Linked DNA regions of Homo sapiens: region 1 is linked to region 2. Evidence: read pairs that join two places in POLR2A ChIA-PET (ENCODE). Cell type or tissue: K562. All regions are shown on one strand. Each heading gives the region's core, and the rest is flanking DNA. Links, peaks and the distances in the headings are about the cores only. Region 1 holds the start of TUBA1B (tubulin alpha 1b). Region 2 holds the start of RHEBL1 (RHEB like 1).

Region 1 (10,409 bases), core at 793-8,792, 57 kb after region 2:
TCTCTCCCCTTCGTCCCTACCAATTAAATCTGTCATCTCTAAAATGAGGCACTGGGCTCTTTTCATTTTAACAGTGAACTCAAGGAGGGGATGAACAGTAGGTTGTGAAGGCATTTAAGCATTCTGTGTTAAAAAAAGAAGGTATCTATGTAGTTAAGTTTAGTTATCATTGTTATTATCATCATCCTTTTCATCTCTAAGTAAACCCTTCTTGGGCTTTTAAAAATTTATATTCGGCAGGGCGCGGTGGCTCACGCCTGTAATCCCAGCACTTTGGGAGGCCGAGACGGGCGGATCACGAGGTCAGGAGATCGAGACTGTCCTGGCTAACACAGTGAAACCCCATCTCTACTGAAAATACAAAAAATTAGCCAGGCGTGGTTGCAGGCGCCTGTAGTCCCAGCTACTCGGGAGGCTGAGGCAGGAGAATGGCGTGAACCCGGGAGGCGGAGCTTGCAGTGAGCCGAGATAGTGCCACTGCACTCCAACCTGGGCGACAGAGCGAGACTCCGTCTCAAAAAAAAAAATTATGTTCATTGGCTGGGCACGGTGGCTCATCCCTGTCATCCCAGCACTTTGGGAGGCCGAGGCAGGCAGATCACCTGAGGTCAGGAATTCAAGACCAGCCTGGCCAATGTGGTGAAACCCTGTCTCCAATAAAAATACAAAACAATTAGCCGGGGCGTGGTGGCGGGTGCCTGTAATCCCAGCTACTCGGGAGGCTGAGGCAGGAGAATCACTTGAACTCGGGAGTTGGAGGATGCAGTGAGCCAAGATCACACCACTGCACTCCAAGCTGGATGTCAGAGTTAGACTTCATCTCCAAAAAGAAGAAGAAGAAGAAGAAAAAGTTATACTTATTTTCTGAATAAATGGCCTATTCTTCTGTAGCAGCTCTGGAGTATGGCTGAGCAGACATGTCAAGACCTGGGATGCAGTGCCCCTCATCTCCCAACTTGGACGCACATCTCTAAGTTTACAGGTCCAAGGCCGGGCGCCGTGGCTCATGCCTGTAATCCCAGCACTTTGGGAGGCCGAGACGGGTGGATCACGAGGTCAGGAGATCGAGACCATCCTGGCTAACACGGTGAAACCCCGTCTCTACTAAAAATACAAAAAATTAGCCAGGCGTGGTGGCGGGCGCCTGTAGTCCCAGCTACTTGGGAGGCTGAGGCAGGAGAATGGCGTGAACCCGGGAGGCGGAGCTTGCAGTGAGCCGAGATTGCGCCACTGCACTCCAGCCTGGGCAACAGTGAGACTCTGTCTCAAAAAAAAAAAAAAAAAAAGTTTACAGGTCCTTCCAGACTCTAAAGCCCTACTTGCTACCCCTTCTGAGAAAGGCAGAATGGAAATCTATAGTGTAAAAGGGAAAATAGTCCCAGAAGATTAAGGGGTCCTGATTAGTGACAGAACAAGAGGCTAACCAAATGTCTCTGTTCCCTAGGCCCCTCCCCTGAGACTTGACAAAGAAGCCTGGGCCCTGAAACAGAGTGAGAGTTCCAAAACCTTAGGGCTTAAAGTTTACATTGAGTAGAACAATAAAGAATCTGGCTGGGCCAGGCGCAGTGGCTCACGCCTGTAATCCCAGCACTTCCGGCTGCCGAGGCGTGTGGATCACGAGGTTAGGAAATCAAGACCATCCTGGCTAACATGGTGAAACCCCGTCTCTACTAAAAATACAAAAAATTAGCCGGGTGTGGTGGCGGGTGCCTGTAGTCCCAGCTACTCGGGAGGCTGAGGCAGGAGAATGGCGTGAACCCAGGAGGCGGAGCTTGCAGTGAGCCGAGATTGCGCCACTGCACTGTAGCCTGGGCGAGACTCCGTCTCAAAAAAGAAAAAAAAGAATCTGGCTGGCCGGGCGGGGTGGCTCGTGCCTGTATTCCCAGCACTTTGGGAGGCCGAGGTGGGTGGATCACGAGGTCAGGAGATGGAGACCATCCTGGCTAACACGGTGAAACCCCGTCTCTACTAAAAATACAAAAAACTAGCCGGGCGTAGTGGCGGCCACCTGTAGTCCTAGCTACTCGGGAGGCTGAGGCAGGAGAATGACGTGAACCTGTGAGGGAGAGCTTGCAGTGAGCCGAGATGGTGCCACTGCACTCCAGCCTGGGTGACAGAGTGAGACTCCGTCTCAAAAAAAAAAAAAAAAAGAAAAAGAAAAAGAAAAAGAATCTGGCCTAAGAGAAATTACCATTATTTATTTTTGGTTCCCTAGAAGCATTTTTTTTTTTTTTTGGAAACAAAGCCTCACTGCCGCCCAGGTTAGACTGCAGTGGCACGATCTCGGCTCACTGCAAGCTCCGCCTCCCTGCAAGCTCCGCCTCCTGGGTTCACGCCATTCTCCTGCCTCAGCCTCCCAAGTAGCTGGGACTAAAGGCACCCGCCACCACTCCCGGCTAATTTTTTGTATTTTTAGTAGAGACGGGGTTTCACCGTGTTAGCCAGGATGGTCTCCATCTCCTGACCTCGTGATCCACCCGCCTCGGCCTCCCAAAGTGCTGGGATTACAGGCGTGAGCCACCGCGCCCGGCCTCCCTAGAAGCATTCTATGGGCATTACCAGGCACTGTACTTGCTGCCCGGGCAGAGGTATAGATAAGATGACTGCAGTGCCATTTCATTCTAGCCATCCCCTCCCCCATGGCCCACACATAATATATCATTTAACCCAAGGCCTTAACTTATAATTATTAGTATTCATCTTGGCCTGGTGTGGTGGCTCACCCTTGTAATCCCAGCAGTTTGGGAAGCCAAGGAGGGAGGATCACTTGAGGTCAGGAGTTTGAGACCAGCCTGGCCAACATGGCAAAACCCCGTCTCTACTAAAAATACAAAAATTAGCTGGGCATGGTGGTGCAGGCCTGTAATCCCAGCTGCTCAGGAGGCTGAGGCAGGAGAATCCCTTGAACCCAGGAGGCAGAGGTTGCAGTGAGCCGAGACTGAGCCACTGCACTCCAGCCTGGCAATAGAGCGAGACTCCATCTCAAGAAAAAAAAAATAGTAGTCATCTTGATGTATAAAACAATTTTAAAATTTTTTTTTTCCTTTGAGACGGAGTTCGCACTTATCACCAAGTCTGGAGTGCAATGGCATGATCTCGGCTCACTGCAAGCTCTGCCTCCCGGGTTCAAGCAATTCTCCTGTCTCAGCCTCCCAAGTAGCTGGGATTACAGGTGCCCACCACCACACCCAGCTAATTTTTGTATTTTTAGTAGAGACGGGGTTTCACCATGTTGGCCTGGTTGGTCTCGAACTCCTGACCTCAGGTGATCCACCCACCTTGGCCTCCCAAAGTGCTGGGATTACAGGAGTGAACTACTGTGCCCAGCTTAAAATGTTTTATTGTATATTTTTGAGAGTTTCACTCTGTCACCGAGGCTGGGGTGCAGTGGCATAATCTCAGCGTGAGCCCCCGTGCCCAGCCACTAATTTTGTATTTTTAGTAGAGTTGGGGTTTCGCCATGTTGGCCTGGCTGGTCTCAGTCTCCTGACCTCAGGTGATCCACCTACTTTGGGCTCCCAAAGTGATAGGATTACAGGCGTGAGCTGCTGTGCCCGGGCCTCTCAGTTCTTTAAAGGTGTCTGCAGCTCGGCACACCCAGCGACTCATGCCTGTAATCCCAGCACTTTGGGAGGCCGAGGCGGGCAGATCACGAGGTCAGGAGTTCGAGACCAGCCTGGCCAACATGGTGAAACCCCAACTCTACTAAAAATACAAAAATTAGCCAGGCTTGGTGGCAGGTGCCTGTAATCCCAGCTACTCGGGAGGCTGAGGTAGGAGAATCACTTGAACCCGGGAGGCGGAGGTTGCAGTGAGCCACGACCACACCACTGCACTCCAGCCTGGGAGACAGAGCGAGACTCCATCTCAAAATAAATAATAAAATAAAAAATAAATAAAGATGTCTGCTTTCCCTTGGAACCTGTGATGGCTACATTTTTGTTGCTATGCTAGGCCTGTAGGCTCCCCACCAAAGCTTTTTCTCTGAATTGTTCATGCCAAATCAGATTACCTTTGGAGCTGAGAGTTGCAGTCATCCCTTAGTATCCCTGGAGGATATCAAAATCCATGAATGCTCAAGTTCCTTATATAGAGAACTCTGGTGTTTGCATGTAACCTGCACACATCTTCCTGTATACTTTAAGTCATTTCCAAATTACTTATAATACCTAATACAATGTGAATGCTATGCAAATAATTGTTATACTGTATCATTTAGTGAATAAAGGGGACAAGTATATGTTCAGTTCAGACACAACTATCCATTTTTCCAAATATATATTTTGAGATAGGGTCTTTCTCTGGCACCCAGACAGGAATGCAGCAGCACAATTACACTGGCTAATTTGTTTTTGTTTTAGTTTTGTAATGACAGGGTCTCCCTAGGTTGCCTAGGCTGGTCTCAAACTCCTGGGCTCAAGTGATCCTCCCGCCTTGACCAAAGTGCTGGTATTATAGGCATGAACCACTATGGCCGGTTGCTTCCAAGTATTTTCAATCCAGTTAGTCAAATCTAGATATGGAACCCACAGATAGGGAGGGCTGACTACATTTTGTAAATTTATAGGATTTATGGGCTAAAAAAACAAAAAACAAAAAACTGGGAAAATTGTAGACTTCCCTACTTTTTTTTTTTTTGAGATGAAGTTTTGCTCTTGTTGCCCAGGCTGGAGTGCAATGGCGCAACCTCGGCTCACTGCAACCTCCGCCTGCTGGGTTCAAGCAATTCTGTTTTTGCTTTTTTTTTGAGATGGCGTCTTGCTCTGTCGCCCAGGCTGGAGTGCAGTGGCGCGATTTCTGCTCACTGCAAGCTCCGCCTCCCAGGTTCATGCCATTCTCCTGCCTCAGCCTCCCGAGTAGCTGGGACTACAGGCGCCCACCACCACACCCAGCTAATTTTTTGTATTTTTAGTAGAGACGGGGTTTCACCGTGTTAGCCAGGATGGTCTGGATCTCCTAACCCCGTGATCTGCCCGCCTCAGCCTCCCAAAGTGCTTGGGATTACAGGCATGAGCCACCACACCTGACCCAAGGTTCAAGCAATTCTGCCTCAGCCTCCTGAGTAGCTGGGATTACAGGCATGCGCCACCATGTCCGGCTAATTTTGTATTTTTAGTAGAGATGGAGTTTCTCCATGTTGGCCAGGCTGGTCTCAAACTCCTGACCTCAGGTGATCCACCCGCCTCAAGCCTCCCAAAGCGTTGGGATTACAGGCATGAGCCACTGCGCCTGGCCTCTTCTTTTTAAAAAAATGCCTCATGTATTCTTTCAGTCTTGAACCAAGAAGACATCAAGGTCTTCAGCAGCCATAATTTTCCTGTGCTTTCCGGATTTGAAATCTACGTTTTCTCCTAGGTTAAATCCTCTATTTACATTCTCTGTGCCTACAAGTCTGTTACATGTAGCCAAAATACTTGAAAGGATGTAAACCATGCCAAATGCTATAAATTATAAACTTTTATCCTAAACTTTCCAAAGTTGCCGCTTTATCCTCATGTAATGCAGTCCTCTCCCACCAATGCATATGGCTTATTGTTTAGCCTTCTTACCTAGCATGACTTTTATTGACCACCATGAGTTCTGGTCCTTTTTCCTATCACAATAGGGCTGGAAACAGCCTTTACCTCACCACCCTCAAATATTCCTAGTCAGATGTTTTTCCCAGGTCACTGTTTTGACAGGATCTGTCACCAAGGCTGGAGTGCAGTGGTACAATCACAGCTCACCACAGCCTCAATCTTGTCAGCCTCTCAAGTAGCTGGGCTTATAGGCTCACACCACCACACCCAAATTTTTTTTTGTAGATGGAGTTTCATCATGTCTCCCAGGCTGGTCTTGAATGCCTGGGATCAGAGGTGTGAGCCACCATGACCAGCCAAAGATCACTTGGAAATTTCTTAATTACACTAACAAGTTAGCAGGCCACTTTAAACAGCAGCATCTCAGTGGATATTCAAAACTTACACTTCCTATACATTACTCATTAGTAACTACCCAGTCTTACTCTGAAGAGCTAAATGAGCTTTAGATTAGCAGAATGACTTTCCCCACCCCCTATGCAAGCGTTGAGGTGGTAAACTAGTCTGAGAATCTAGGGCTCCTGCCTTTCTAGTCTGTTGAGCTCCCTTTTCCCTAGAGGTGCCTGCACAGTAAGTGGGATCCTTGACACCAGACTCTCTATACTCCAAGTATAGATGAATCTAAAAACCAAGGCACTTTTAGAAAAAAACGCAGGAAACAAAGCTTTTGATGTTAATGACTTTACTTTGAGATATGATGGAAAAATATTACAGGTACACATGGAAAAGACATGATCACCAAGTGAAAACAATCTAACCAGAAAGCTTTAACGTCTGTCAGTTAAGCTGAAGCTGAAATTCTGGGAGCATGACATGCTGCAGGGCCAAAAGGAATGGATAATTAGTATTCCTCTCCTTCTTCCTCACCCTCTCCTTCAACAGAATCCACACCAACCTCCTCATAATCCTTCTCAAGGGCAGCCATATCTTCACGGGCCTCTGAAAACTCGCCTTCCTCCATCCCCTCACCCACGTACCAGTGAACAAAGGCACGCTTGGCATACATCAGGTCAAACTTGTGGTCCAGGCGAGCCCAGGCCTCAGCAATGGCTGTGGTGTTGCTCAGCATGCACACAGCTCTCTGTACCTTGGCCAGGTCTCCACCAGGCACCACAGTGGGAGGCTGGTAGTTGATGCCAACCTTGAAGCCAGTGGGGCACCAATCCACAAACTGGATGCTGCGCTTGGTTTTGATGGTGGCAATGGCAGCATTGACATCTTTGGGAACCACGTCACCACGGTACAACAGGCAGCAAGCCATGTATTTACCATGGCGAGGGTCACATTTCACCATCTGGTTGGCTGGCTCAAAGCAAGCATTGGTGATCTCTGCTACAGAAAGCTGTTCATGGTAGGCTTTCTCAGCAGAGATGACAGGGGCATATGTGGCCAGAGGGAAGTGGATGCGGGGGTAGGGCACCAGGTTGGTCTGGAATTCTGTCAGGTCAACATTCAGGGCTCCATCAAATCTCAGGGAAGCAGTGATGGAGGACACAATCTGGCTAATAAGGCGGTTAAGGTTAGTGTAGGTTGGGCGCTCGATATCGAGGTTTCTACGACAGATGTCATAGATGGCCTCATTGTCTACCATGAAGGCACAATCAGAGTGCTCCAGGGTGGTGTGGGTGGTGAGGATGGAGTTGTAGGGCTCAACTACAGCTGTGGAAACCTGGGGTGCTGGGTAAATGGAGAACTCCAGCTTGGACTTCTTGCCATAATCAACTGAGAGACGTTCCATGAGCAGGGAGGTGAACCCAGAACCAGTTCCCCCACCAAAGCTGTGGAAAACCAAGAAGCCCTGAAGACCGGTGCACTGGTCAGCCTGTAGGGGAATAAAAAAATGTAATATTTTAATGCCAGGACACATTATCTTAGAATTTCTATTTCAACTTTTTAGATTACGAACCATATCTCACTGATGTAAGCACAAGGAATTGGCAAAACAGACATATCCACAAACTGTCCATAACCTAGGGACTATCTGATTTAGAAGTCCAATTAATATAGCAAGCAGCCTATTCCACATTTTGGTAGGTGCCAAAGAATGAATGATGTCAGTCACTCCACCCAACTTGCACTGGAACTATCACACCACATTAAATGCATATTTATATGTGGTGCTTACCAGCTTGCGAATTCGGTCCAACACAAGGTCAATGATCTCCTTGCCAATGGTGTAGTGCCCTCGGGCATAGTTATTGGCAGCATCTTCCTTGCCTGTGATGAGCTGCTCAGGGTGGAAGAGCTGGCGGTAGGTGCCAGTGCGAACTTCATCTGGAGGAGGGAGAGAAGGACGGAGGGAGTGAGTGAGTGACAAGAGAAGCCCCTGGACAGACCTCCTGTCCCAGCATCCTGGGATCTCAGGTTACTGAGGTCAACTCACCAATGACTGTGGGTTCCAAGTCTACAAACACAGCCCGGGGCACGTGCTTGCCAGCGCCCGTCTCACTGAAGAAGGTGTTGAAGGAGTCATCTCCTCCCCCAATGGTCTTGTCACTTGGCATCTGGCCATCGGGCTGGATGCCGTGTTCCAGGCAGTAGAGCTCCCAGCAGGCATTGCCAATCTGGACACCAGCCTGGCCAACGTGGATGGAGATGCACTCACGCTGCGGGAAGGAAAAAAGATATCACAATTTAAACCAATCTATTGATGACTGTCAAGTGGAACAAAATACTCATGCAATCTTTATTTTTTTAGAGATAAGGTCTGTCGCCCAGGCTTGAGTGCAGTGATGCCATCTAGGCTCACTGCAGCCTAGGCTCCAGTCATCCCCCCACCTCAGCCTCTGGAGCAGCTGGGACCACAGGCACAGACCACCAAGCTGGCTAATTTTTTCATTTTTTTTGTGGAGATGAGGTCTGGCTGTGTTACCTAGGCTACTCACGTAATCTGAAAACGAATTTCCTTTTCTAAAGCGATCTTTTCTAAAGATCCTTTTCTAAGATGTACTACTTTTGAGAACAGCTACACTATAGTCTACGTTGCTTTTAATGAATGTTACCTTCCCATCCTAAACCGGGAAGGCCTCCTTCCAGACCAAGACAGCTCAGTCACAGCTTCCTCCTTTGGAGGACCAAGACAGGAAGGTGGGCATCCATCCAGCGCTCAGGCCCCAGAAGCCCACTTTAGACTAGGTGGTCACATTTCCGGGCAGCTCCTAGCACAGGAAGCACGTGGCCAGACCAGCGCAGAAGAAATGTCTGTCCGCAGGGACAAGGGGCGGGGCTCTGCGGCACAGGATGAATGAGCAATTCCGGGCGCGCGCTCTTGCGCCCCCCGGCGGTGCTGCAGAGGCACGAAATGGCCACGTCTGCAAAGGCGCTGCCCAAGCCGCCCATCCTCCCTTGCCTGCCGGCATCGGGCTCAGCCTAACACCTCCACAGCAGTCTGAGCGCAGTAGGAGATTATCGGCGGCCCAGATCTGGGTCAAGATCCGATTTCCGTTCCCTCAAAATCCCTTACTGCCACCACCTGCTCCCCTGAATTCCTAACGCAGCAGGGAGAGACAGGTGGCCTCTACAGACTGTTGTGTACGAACTGTCGTAATACACTGGTGTAGAGCGGTACATTGACAGGGAGCTCTTCCGCAGTCCTCTTATTGCTTTCATCAAAAAAAGAACACTCAGGTTAACAGGAGACACGCCCTGTAGCCCTAGTCGCGTCGCGACCCAGAGCGCATGCGCAAAGCGCAGTGGCGGTTTCCCGCCCAGGAGCGGCGGGAAGGTAACGGTCGCGCGTGCGCGCTTTTGTCTCCAGCTGCTTCCCACCCCCGCTTTTCGCGCTCAAGAGGAAGTGAGGGCTGGAAGAGTCCGCGCGCGCGTCCACCCAAGGCGGAGTAAGGGCATGCGCTGGAAAGGACTGCGGGGACTCGAGGGACCGCACCCAGGACACAGTTACGCGACAAAAGAGAGCTCCGGATACGGCGGAGGGCAGCCCGAGCCCCCCATCCCTTCCAGAGTCCGAGAAGAAATCCTGGCGCCCCTCGACCTTTCCGGGCCCCCGCTATTTACACACACCGAGGTCTCACCACTCCCGCCCTGGCCTCTCGCCTCGTTTTCCGCCCTCCAAACGGACGGCTCTGAGGCCAGCCCTTCCCGGCTGTATACAGGGCCCCAGCGCCCCGCCGGCTCGCTTTTCCCTGCTTCCCTGAAAGCAGCCGGGAGCCGCACGGCTTACTCACCATAGTGGCTAGGGATTAGGAGGCGAAGGCGACAGGAGCAGACACCGGGTCCCGGTTACCGTCCCCGACAAGCTAAGAGTCGAGGTAAGTAACGCACTAGGGCGGGGCCGGCGCTGGAGCCTCTTAAGTAGCGGCTGCGGAGGGGCGGGCGGGCACAGGCGGTGCCGCGGTCGCTGGCCCCTCCTCCGGCCCCGCGCGCCCACTCCGCGCCCGGCCTGGCCGCCGCAGAGGCGGGCTCCGAGCCCCGAGCCCCCTCCCCTCGCGCGGCCGCGGGGTGGGGTCTGCCGCGCCTGCGGGCAACGCGCGCCAGTACTGCAGTGTGCGGCGCATGGCTGCGAGGGCCTGCCGAGGGGCGGGCGCGAGTCGGAAAGACACCGACCAGGGAATGGGCGACGAGGCTTGCCTTAATTCGGAGGAAACCCAGGACTTGAGAGAGCCATACAATTTGAAAGACGAAGCACCGTGAAATGCAGAAAGTTGTGGTTCGGATAGCTCAGCTGATTAATTTCATGTTGCCACAGTTTGTCAGTGAGTTTTGCCTTTTTATTTTCTCAGTTCCTTTAAAGGCAGTGCATTCGGTACTTACCTGATAATGTGAAAAACGCGAGCTTTAGAAAACCGAATAGGTGTACATGGTTTACTGTAATGA
Region 2 (10,409 bases), core at 1,341-9,340:
CTTAATAAGTGAGGAATAAGGAATAGGAACAAGGTAGGAGGAAAGATATCCCACCAAAGACCACAGCCATCACTCCTTGGAAAAAGAGATCTTGGCTCTGAGCTCTCACTAGATACATAGAAGTCAACAATAAAATAAGGCCGGGGGCAGTGGCTCACGCCTGTAATCCCAGCACTTTGGGAGGCTGAGGTGGGTGGATCACTTAAGGTCAGGAGTTCGAGACCATCCTGGCCTAGGTGAAACCTCATCTCTACTAAAAATAAAAAAGTTAGCTAGGCATGGTGGCGGGTGCCTGCAGAAGACTGAGGCAGGAGAACTGCTTGAACCTGGGAGGCGGAGGTTGCAGCGAGCCAAGATTGCAGCACTGCACCACTCCAGCCTGGGCAACAGAGTGAAACTCCGTCTCACACACACACACGAAAAAGAAGTCAACAACAAAAGATTTCTCAATTTATTTGCATATATACATTGTCACCCCAGGGAGCCAGCTCTATTTCAGAAGTCCCCGGCTCCCCTTACCCAGCCAACACCCAAAACCCACCCAAGAGGATGGGTCCTGGATAAATAATGCCCAGGACTCATATCCTGACCCCATAGGTTATAACAGAATTCATCAAACAAAAACAGAGGGCTAGAGGCCAGTGTCCATGAGAGGTCCTTGCCCCTTTGTAAACATTGACATCCAGGCCACTGGAGCCTGGGGAAAGTGTGCAAACATGAGGATGCCACACTGTGTGTCCAGGGGCCAGGAACACAGCTGGCAACCATACCCGTGAAGTCCTGAGGATCTGCCCCCCACTGGAACATGGCAAGTGCCGGGGGCAGAAGCAAGGCAGTTACCCCACACCCAAGGGCTCACATGAGATGGCAGCGACGCTCTTGCCCATAGGAATTCTCCACACGGGCAATCTCCTGGATGACTTTGGTGAAGATGCCTTGAGTCAGCTATAAGAGGAGAGGATTCAGGGCAAAAGTCAGTTCAGTGCCAATACCACCCAGCTCTGGGGTGAAAGCCCCATTCCCGCAACATTCCCACCACCAAGCAGTACAATAAGGAAAACACAGCTACCATCACCACCCTTCTAGTCTTCAGGCCCAGCACCTGATTCTCTCGAGCAGATGACTCCATAAATGTCGCACCCCAGGACTCTGCCAGCTTCTTTCCTTCAACTGCCTGTACCTCTCTGGAAGCAAATTTGGGACATAAAGATGGAGGATAGAAATGTCAGTAAGTGCTCTGAAAAATCTTCAGAATCAAGACTTCCTGGCCAGGCACAGTGGCTCATGCCTGTAATGCAGCACTTTGGGAGGCCGAGGTGGTGGATCACTTGAGCTCAGGAGTTCAAGACCAGCCTGGACAACACAGGGAAACACCATCTCTATTAAAAAAAAAATGGGCCACACGCGGTTGCTTGTGCCTGTAATCCCGATACTTTGGGAGGCCTAGGCGGGTGGATCACAAGGTCAGGAGATCGAGACCATCCTGGCTAACATGGTGAAACCCCGTCTCTACTAAAAATACAAAAAATTAGCTGGGCGTGGTGGCACGCGCCTGTAGTCCCAGCTACTTGGGAAGCTGAGGCAGGAGACTCGCTTGAACCCGGGAGGCAGAGGTTGCAGTGAGCCGAGATCACACCACTGCACTCCAGCCTGGGCAACAGAGCAAGACTCCGTCTAAAAAAAAAAAAAATAGAGAAGAAAAAGACTTTCTCTGACCCATGCCATTTCCCCAAGTTTTGGGAGGAGGGCTGTGGAAGGAGAAAATATAGGTAAACAAAGGAACAATGGGTGAATCTAGGACTGAGGCTTGAAATATGAAATTGTGGCTTTTAAGATAGAAGTATTATCTTCCTTAAGCTTCAGGTTAGAGACAAAGAGAGGTGAAATGACTTGTTTGAGTCAGTGGAAGAGCCAGGATGAGAGCCTGACTGATTCCCAGTCCATTTCACTTCCTTTTGCTCTGAGTAGCAGAGATTTACATACCTCTCTGGAGAGAGATCTGCCTTGTTCCCCACTAGAACCACTGGCACCCTGTGAGGAAACAGCAGTTACTTCAGAATCCCCTCATTCCCCGCATTCCCCAACTCCTTACATCAAGGCTGGACGACTCCTTATCAGACCAGGCAGGATCTATATCCGAGCCTCCTCTCTAACTTGACAATTCTCCCCTCTGCTCTCTCCCACCCCCTCATGCCCACACTATGTCCCTATCCCCCAGGGCCACTTACCGGGTTTTCCCATGGCCTTCATGTAGCTTTTGGTACAGACTCTCAATGACTTGGAAGCTTTAAACACAAGAATTGGAGCTATAACTTTATGAGACAGTCCTCAGGTTCTCCCAAGTCCCGCACTCACAACCTTGGTCACTTACCTATGCAGAGAGGTGACAGAATACACAAGCACATAACCATGGACCCCAATGATGAATGAATAGGGCAGAATGCTGTACTCATCCTGGCAAGAAATGGGAAACATCAGTACCTAGATCCAAACCACTAAGATGGCAAAGGTTGGTGGGACAACATCCAGGTGACCCTCCCTGGGGCACGCCCTACTATAGTCACTTCAACATGTATTTATGGAACAGCTCCAATGAGCCCTGCATACTGTTAGCAGGTAAAATGCTTTTAATACTACTTTACGGATGAGCCACAAAGACTACCAGACTTCATCTCCGAGGGCTGAACTGCCACATTTGGATACCATACCCCAACTGGTACCTGCCCTGCTGTGTCCACCAGATGTAGGTGAAACTCATCTTTGCCAAGAGTCACTATCTTGCTGTAAGCTGAAAAGAAAAGAAAACTTGACTGTGAAGTGCCTTATAGGACCAGCGATGTATGTCCCCTGACTTTTTTTTTTTTTTTTTTTTGAGACAAGAGTCTCACTCTATTGTCCAGGCTGGGCTGCAGTGGCATGATCTCAGCTCACTGCAACCTCTGCCACCCGGGTTCAAGCTATTCTCCTGCCTCAGCCTCCCGAGTAGCTGGGATTACAGGGACCTGCCACCATGCCCGGCTAATTACATTTTTTTTTTTTGAGATGAGGTCTTGCTATGTTGCCCAGGCTGTAGAGCAGTGGCTATTCACAGGCGCACTCTTAGCACCCTATAGCCTGGAACTCCTGGGCTCAAGCAATCCTGTCACCTCAGCCTCCCAAGTAGCTGGAACTACAGGTGTGCACCTCTGCACCTGGCTGTCTCCTTACCTTTTTTTTTTTTTTTGGCAGCATTTTTTAAAGTAGATTATTGGTTGGGCGCAGTGGCTCACACCTGTAATCCCAGCACTTTGGGAGGCCAGGGCAGGCGGATCACTTAAGACCAAGAGTTTGAGACCAGCCTGGCCAACATGGTGAAACCCTGTCTCTACTAAAAATACAAAAAATTAGTTGGGCATGGTGGTGCATGCCTGTAGTCCCAGCTACTCAGGAGGGTGAAGCGTGAGAATTGCTTGAACCCAGGAGGTGGAGGTTGCAGTGAGCTGAGATTGCGGCACTGCACTCCAGCCTGGGTGACAGAGCGAGACTGTCTTGAAAAGAAAAGAAAAATAAAGTAATTACTTTTGTTTTATTGATGAATAATAGATGTACCAAGTTTCAGGGTACATGTGACAATTTAATACATTCATATAATTTGTAAAGATCAAATAAGTGTATCTGGAATATTCATCACCTTAAATATTTGGCTTTTCTTTATGCTAGAACCATTTGAATTCTTCTCTTCTAGCTATTTTGAAATGTAAAATAGCTTATTGTAAGCTATAGTCACCCTACTGATCTACTAAGTCTTATTTCTTCTATCAAACTATATATTTGTACCCATTGATCAATTTATCTTCATCCCTCCCACTCCCTTCCCCCTTACATTCTTTTTATTCTTTTTTTTTTTTCTTTTTTTTCTTGAGACATTGCTTCACTCTTGTTGCCCAGGCTAGAGCGCAGTGGCACGATCTCGGCTCACTGCAACCTCCGCCTCCCAGGTTCAAGCAATTCTCCTGCCTCAGCCTCCCGAGTAGATGGGATTACAGATGTCCATCACCATGTCCGGCTAATTTTTTGTATTTTTAGTAGAGACGGGGTTTCACCATGTTGGCCAGGCTGGTCTCGAACTCTTGACCTCAGGTGATCCACCTGCCTTGGCCTCCCAAAGAACTGGGATTACAGGCATAAGCCACGGTGCCCAGCTTTTTTTTTTTTTTTTTTTTTTTTTTGAGACAGTCTCACCCTGACACCCAGGCTGGTGTGCAGTGGCACGACCTTGGCTCACTGCCACTTTTGCCTCCTGGGTTCAAGCGATTCTCCTACCTCAGTCTCCTTTGTAGCTGGGATTACAGGCGTGCGCCACCATGCCCAGCTAATTTTGGTATTTTTAGTAGAGATGAGGTTTCACCATGTTGGCCAGGTTGGTCTCGAAATCCAGACCTCAATCCATCCGCCCGCCTCAGCTTCCCAAAGTGCTGGGATTACAGGCATGAGCCACTGCGCCCAGCCTCCCCTTACATTCTTAACCTTGGGGGTGACACAGATAGATCAGCTCCAGGGAGTTATCCAGGTAACTGGAAAGACACGCTAAGGTTCTTAATGTCTACATCTAAACTATCCCAGACTCAATATCTTGCAAAATCCATACTCTAGCCATCCATCGAACAGGATTGCTAAAGAAGAAATCAGATGTAATGTCTAAATAAATCAGCCCCTTGGCACCAGAGAAATAAATTATGGAGTTGGGTGGGGTATCCAAGCCCTCCGGGTCGCATACCACCAGCACACTAGGGGAGAAGTCTACTCACTATTCTCCACTGTAGGATCGTAGCCTTCCGAGAACTCGCCTTCCACAAATTGATGTGCCAAAGATGTCTTCCCTGTGGGGAGCAGTGTGACAGTTGTATCCAAATCATCCATCCACATTCACATCCTCTGTCCTTTCGGACTGTGGCCCAGGACCAAAGGAGACCCCAAATTAACACCACAGTCTGTGAGTGCCTCAAGCAATGCTATCCTTTGTGTCTACCCTCACCCTCTTTTCACCCAGGGTCTCCGCACTTTGGCTACCGGATGCATTCAGAAGCGCAGCAGGAAGCCTTTCCCGCCGCCTTCCCCACCCCATCCCACTCGTAGGAAGATCCAAGATTCCCTAGGATCAAGTCCGCCCCGCCCCAGGACACCTGCGACTATCTGTCCCCACGGAGACCGCGTCCCGGTTTTCAAATTGTGACCCCACCCCTATCCCCAAAGTAACGCTGGGACCACTCTGAGATTCCCGCAGCCAGGTCCGCATTAACCCTTAAGTGCTCCCGCTTCCTGCAGCCTCCACACACCACCAACTCTTCCAATCCTCCACTCTTCCATTCCTCCACTCTTCCAATCCTCGCTCTACAACCCCATCCTTACGATGTCATCATTCCTCCCTGGGTCGCGTTCCCACGGCAGCGCGCCTCTTCTGGCTACAAAGCTGCTGCGCGTCCGAGCTCTGCAGGGCGGAGACTCACCTACACAGCGGTATCCGAGGATGACCACCTTCCTGTAGCGGACTAGCGGCATGGCAGGAGCCCGCCCCAGGGGCTTGCGGAACTGCGGGCTCAGAGAGCCCGAAAACGAGGTCAGGGTGTGAGCAGGCGCGGCAGCTGGTGCAGGAAAGTCGCTCACCCCGAAGCTGCCGTGGGCAAGTTAGAAGGAAACCAAAACAAGCGCCGCGCCCGGAGCTGCCCACGTGATCACAACACAGCACGTCTAACGCCAGGGAGCCGGGCGCCCGGGGAACTACTGAGCCGCGCCGCGCCGGGCTCCGCCCCCCAGGCCGCTCGCCATTGGTCCATTAGAATGGGTAAGGGCGGTGCCGCCAGCAGGAGGGAAGGGTGGGCCTCACGTGGAGCGGGAGAACTGGGAGCTGCGCGTGCGCAGACTGGAGCCGGTTCATTCATAAAGAAACAGAAAGGAACCCGGGGTCCTAAAGGCGTTTGCGCATTTACAGCCTAGCTGAAGTGGCTTCGAAGAATTATGGATGGAAAATACCCGTTTTGTGGTTTCCGGTCATAAGATTCTAGCCCTCCCTTTTGCATGGTCTCTGGGGTCCTTAGATAGGGAGAAAACCGCCAAAGTTCTAGTATATTCCTTCTGCTTCCCCCAGCCTTCAGCCCCAGACCTATCAAGGTTTCCAGTCTTCCAGCATCTAATTTCAAACTGCAATTCTTATTCTTGCAGAAATTGCTAGAATTTATGATCAAGTAGTCTGAGGTTTCTTCTTCATCATCATGATCCTCAAATATTCATTTTTCAACAAATACTGAGTATATACTACATGTTTCAGGCATTGCTCCAGCTTTGGGGTCAGAACATGGACATCACAGACAATGTGTCTGCTCTTATGAAGGGAGAAACAAACATACAACAAGGAAATATCAGAGAGTGTTAAGTGCTGTAGAAGATGGTGTGATGAAAGATGACCACTTTATTTTTTTTATTTTTTTATTTTTATTTTTATTTTTTTTGAGACGGAATCTCGCTCTTTCTACCAGGCCGGAGGGCAGTGGCTCTATCTCGGCTCACTGCAAGCTCCGCCTCCCGGGTTCACGCCATTTTCCTGCCTCAGCCTCCAGAGTAGCTGGGACTACAGGCGCCCGCCACCGCGCCCGGCTAATTTTTTGTATTTTTAGTAGAGACGGGGTTTCACCGTGTTAGCCAGCATGGCCTCCATCTCCTGACCTCGTGATCCGCCCGCCTCGGCCTCCCAAAGTGATGGGATTACAGGCGTGAGCCACCGCGCCCGGCCGACCACTTTATTTTTTAAAGACAATACAGCATTTTTAATTTTTTTTCTTTATTTATTTTGAGACAGGGTTATGAGACTGGCTAATTTTTGTATTTTGGGGAGAGATGGGGTTTTGCTATGTTGCCCAGGCTGGTCTCGAACGCCTAGCCTCAAGTGATCCACCTGACCCGGCCTCCCAAAGTGCTGGGATTACAGACGTGAGCCACCGAGCCTGGCTGAGATGACCACTTTAGTGATACTTTCTCTCATAGGAAACCCCATTTAAACTAAGATCTGAAGGAACCAACTAGGAGATTTCACAAGAAGAATCCACCAATGCTAAGGCGTTAAGATGGAAATAAATTGGGTAAATTCCAGGAAGAGGGGAAGAAAAAAAGAAAGCCAGTTAGCCTAAAGCAGATGAAGTCTAAGAGAATGGCAGAGGCCAGGCCACATAAAGGAGTCTGGGCTAATTCTAAGTACTTGAAGGTATTTAAGCTGGGGCATGACATGATCTAAATTGTCTTTCTAAAAAATCTCCCTGGCTGTAGTGAATAGATTGGGGTTTGAGGGTAACAGGAGCAAAAGGAAGCAGGGAGATTGGCGAGGAAACTGTTACCTGTAGTCCAGGTGAGAGATGAGAGCGCTTGACTAGAGTGATCATGTTGAATGAAGTTGAGAATTCAGGATATTCTGAAGCTAAGGTTAAAATGACTTGTGGAAGGATTGGTAGAGGAGGGAAGAAAGGAAGGAAATCACCTAGATTTATAGAGAGTTCGACTATACTATGTGCCAGGTGCATTTTATTGTTATCTCATTTAATATTCACAAAAGCCCTAGGCCGGGCATGGTGGCTCATGCCTGTAATCCCAGCACTTTGGGAGGCTGAGGTGGACGGATCGCTTGAGGTCGGGAGTTCGAGACCAGCCTGTCCAACATAGTGAAACCCCGTCTCTACTAAAAATACAAAAATTAGCCGTGCGTGATGGTGCATGCCTGTAATTCCAGCTACTCAGGAGGCTGAGGCAGGAGAATCGTTTGAACACGGGAGGCAGAGGTTGCAGTGAGCCGGGATTGCACCATTGTACTCTGCACTCCAGCCTGGGAGACAGAGTGAGACTCCATCTTAAAAAAATATATATATATATATATATATATATTCATCTTCTACTTTGTGCCAGGCACTCTTACTATGTGTTGCACACTAGGATACAGAAATAAATAACAGATGCCTTTTATACTGCTTGTCCCGTCCATATGAACTCTCCATTCTTTTCCACCCAGATTTATGTCCAGGAGGCAGACCTTGTCTCCTGGCTTTCAGTGAAGCTCAGCCAAAGGAAAGCACACACAGAAGATTCAATGGACAGAGGAGAGTGGCTCTGTCCCCCATTGAAGGTCACAGTACCTCTCAAGGCAGCTGCCTCCTCCAACACACACACACACAGCTCTCTCCTGGTTTTCAGTGACTCCCCTCAGCCTTTATGCCTATAGCAGTATCAGCCTCTTTTCTGTTATTCACCTTGGGGCATTGCTCTATCTGTTGTGGTCTCCCTATACCCTGCCCACATCTTTGTAAATAGTCTCTTTATTAAACCATCTGAATTCTCCTGTTTTGAATCAGAGAGAAAGCAAAAGAGCCAAGGCAAAGGGCTTTCTCCTCTTGTGACTTTTTCTTTTTACCTGGTAAGGGAAGCTCTCACAGCAGATATTCACCTACATCTCATTGAACAAGATTGTTTTATATAGTCATTTCTAGTTGTAAGGGAACCTGGAAATTTTAGCATTTTCTTTTCCAATGTCTATAGTAAAGGAAGGCAAAAGACAATGTGATTATAAATAAATGTTTTGGCCTGACGTGGTGGCTCAGGCCTGTAATCCCAGGACTTTGGGAGGCCATACAGGTGAATTGCTTGAGCTCAGGAGTTCGAGACCAGCCTAGGTAGGCAACATGGCAAAAGCCTGTTGCTATAAAAAATACAGAAAAAAAAAAGAAGAAAAATTAGCCGGGCATGGTGGCACGTGCCTGTAGTCTCAAGCTACTTGGAAGGCTGAAGTGAAAGGATCACCTGAGCCCAAGGAGGTTGAGGCTGCAGTGAGCCATGTTTGTGCCACTGCACTCCATCCTGGACAACAAAGACCCTGTATCAAAAAAAAAAAAAAAAAAAAAAAAAAAAAAAGAAGCTAGGCACGGTGGCTCACGCCTGTAATCCTAGCACTTTGGGAGGCCAAGGCGGGTGGATTGCCTGAGCTGAGCTCAGGGTTTCGACACCAGCCTGAGCAACACAGCGAAACCCGGTATCTACTAAAATATAAAAAATTAGCTGGGGCCGGGCACAGTAGCTCACGCCTGTAATCCCAGCACTTTGGGAGGCTGAGGCAGACGGATCACCTGAGATCAGGAGTTTGAGACCAGCCTGGCTAACATGGTGAAACCCCGTCTCTACTAAAAATAGAAAAATTAGCCAGGCATGGTGGTGCATGCCTGTAGTCCCAGCTACTCAGGAGACGGAGGCAGGAGAATCGCCTGAACCTGGGAGGTGGAGGTTGCACTGAGCCGAGATCACGCCACTGCACTCCAACCTGGGCAACAGAGCGAGACTCCATCTCCAAAAAAACAAAAAAATAAATGTTTCATGAGCCAATCTATAAAACCTGCACATTTTAGGACCAAGATATTGGTTGATTAAATAGTTGTTCATTAAATATCAATCACTTTAAAAAGTAATGCATAGGCCGGGCACAGTGGCTCACACATGTAATCTCAGCACTTTGGGAGGCTGAGGCAGGTGAATCATCAGGTCAGGAGTTTGAGACCAGCCTGACCAACATGGTGAAACTCTGTCTGTACTAAAAATACAAAATTTAGCCGGGCATGGTGGGAGGCACCTGTAATCCCAGCTACTCGGGAGGCTGAGGCAGGAGAATCACTTGAACCTGGGAGATGGAGGTTGTAGTGAGCCAAGATTGCGCCACTGCATTCCAGGCTGGCTGACAGAGCGAGACTCTGTCTCAAAAAAAAAAAAAGTAATGTACAAATGGTTTATTTAGTAAAGATCAAAAAAATAGGATCAAATAAAGGAAAAATAGAACTTGGAGATAAGTCAAAAAAATATTTTAAAATATTATATATAAATATTATTTAATAGATAATAAACATATTTATTATATATTATTTATATAATAATAATATAAATAAAGGAAGCAATTCATCCTAATGTTAGATAAATGGGCTTGGAATAAGATTTTTTTTGTTTTTTATTATTTTTACTTTTTTTTATTTATTTATTTTTGAAACAGGGTCTCACTCCAATTGCCCAGGCTGGAGTGCAGTGGCATAATTTTGGCTCACTGCAGCCTCTACTCCTCAGCTCAGGTGATTCTCCTACCTCAGCTTCCTGAGTAGCTGAGACTACAGGCATGCACCACCATGCCCAGCTAATTTTTGTATTTTCAGTAGAGATGGGGTTTCACCATGTTGTTTAGGCTGGTCTCAAACTCCTGGACTCAAGCAATCCACCCACCTCAGCCTCCCAAAGTGCTGGGTTTACAGATGTGAGCCACCGCTCCCAGCCTGTTTTTGTGTTTTAGAGACAGGGTACCACTCCGCCACCCAAGCTGGAGTGCAGTGGTGCCATCATAGCTCACTGTGGCCCATAACTCC

The links. Peaks named below come from ENCODE experiments on the same cell type or tissue, not always from the same donor. Only the 100,000 strongest peaks of a DNase experiment are listed, where the experiment ranks them.
Region 1: POLR2A ChIA-PET joins it to region 2 with 10 read pairs; 30 of 35 experiments call an interaction of 5 or more read pairs at or near these places.

Annotation. Positions count from the first base shown.
Region 1 is chr12:49,121,538-49,131,946 of GRCh38, forward strand. It overlaps TUBA1B (tubulin alpha 1b), which reads right to left and starts at 9,858. Exons shown (of 4, transcript NM_006082.3): 1 at 9,761-9,858; 2 at 7,963-8,185; 3 at 7,705-7,853; 4 at 6,245-7,401. The coding sequence starts at 9,763. The coding sequence ends at 6,421. It overlaps TUBA1B-AS1 (TUBA1B antisense RNA 1), which reads left to right and starts at 10,069. Exons shown (of 2, transcript NR_183484.1): 1 at 10,069-10,288. RefSeq lists enhancers at 6,141-6,642, 6,643-7,142, 8,689-8,983, 9,497-9,586 and a silencer at 9,787-10,186. In K562, for the core only: no CTCF peak of the experiment used is centred there; no DNase peak of the experiment used is centred there; H3K4me3 peaks cover 935 bases.
Region 2 is chr12:49,064,248-49,074,656 of GRCh38, forward strand. It overlaps RHEBL1 (RHEB like 1), which reads right to left and starts at 5,732. Exons shown (of 8, transcript NM_144593.3): 1 at 5,487-5,732; 2 at 4,788-4,859; 3 at 2,721-2,788; 4 at 2,372-2,454; 5 at 2,229-2,285; 6 at 1,984-2,031; 7 at 1,103-1,184; 8 at 429-945. The coding sequence starts at 5,538. The coding sequence ends at 856. RefSeq lists enhancers at 5,446-5,755, 6,126-6,175 and a silencer at 5,776-5,895. In K562, for the core only: a CTCF peak has its summit at 5,435; DNase peaks (open chromatin) are centred at 5,464 and 5,844; H3K4me3 peaks cover 1,556 bases.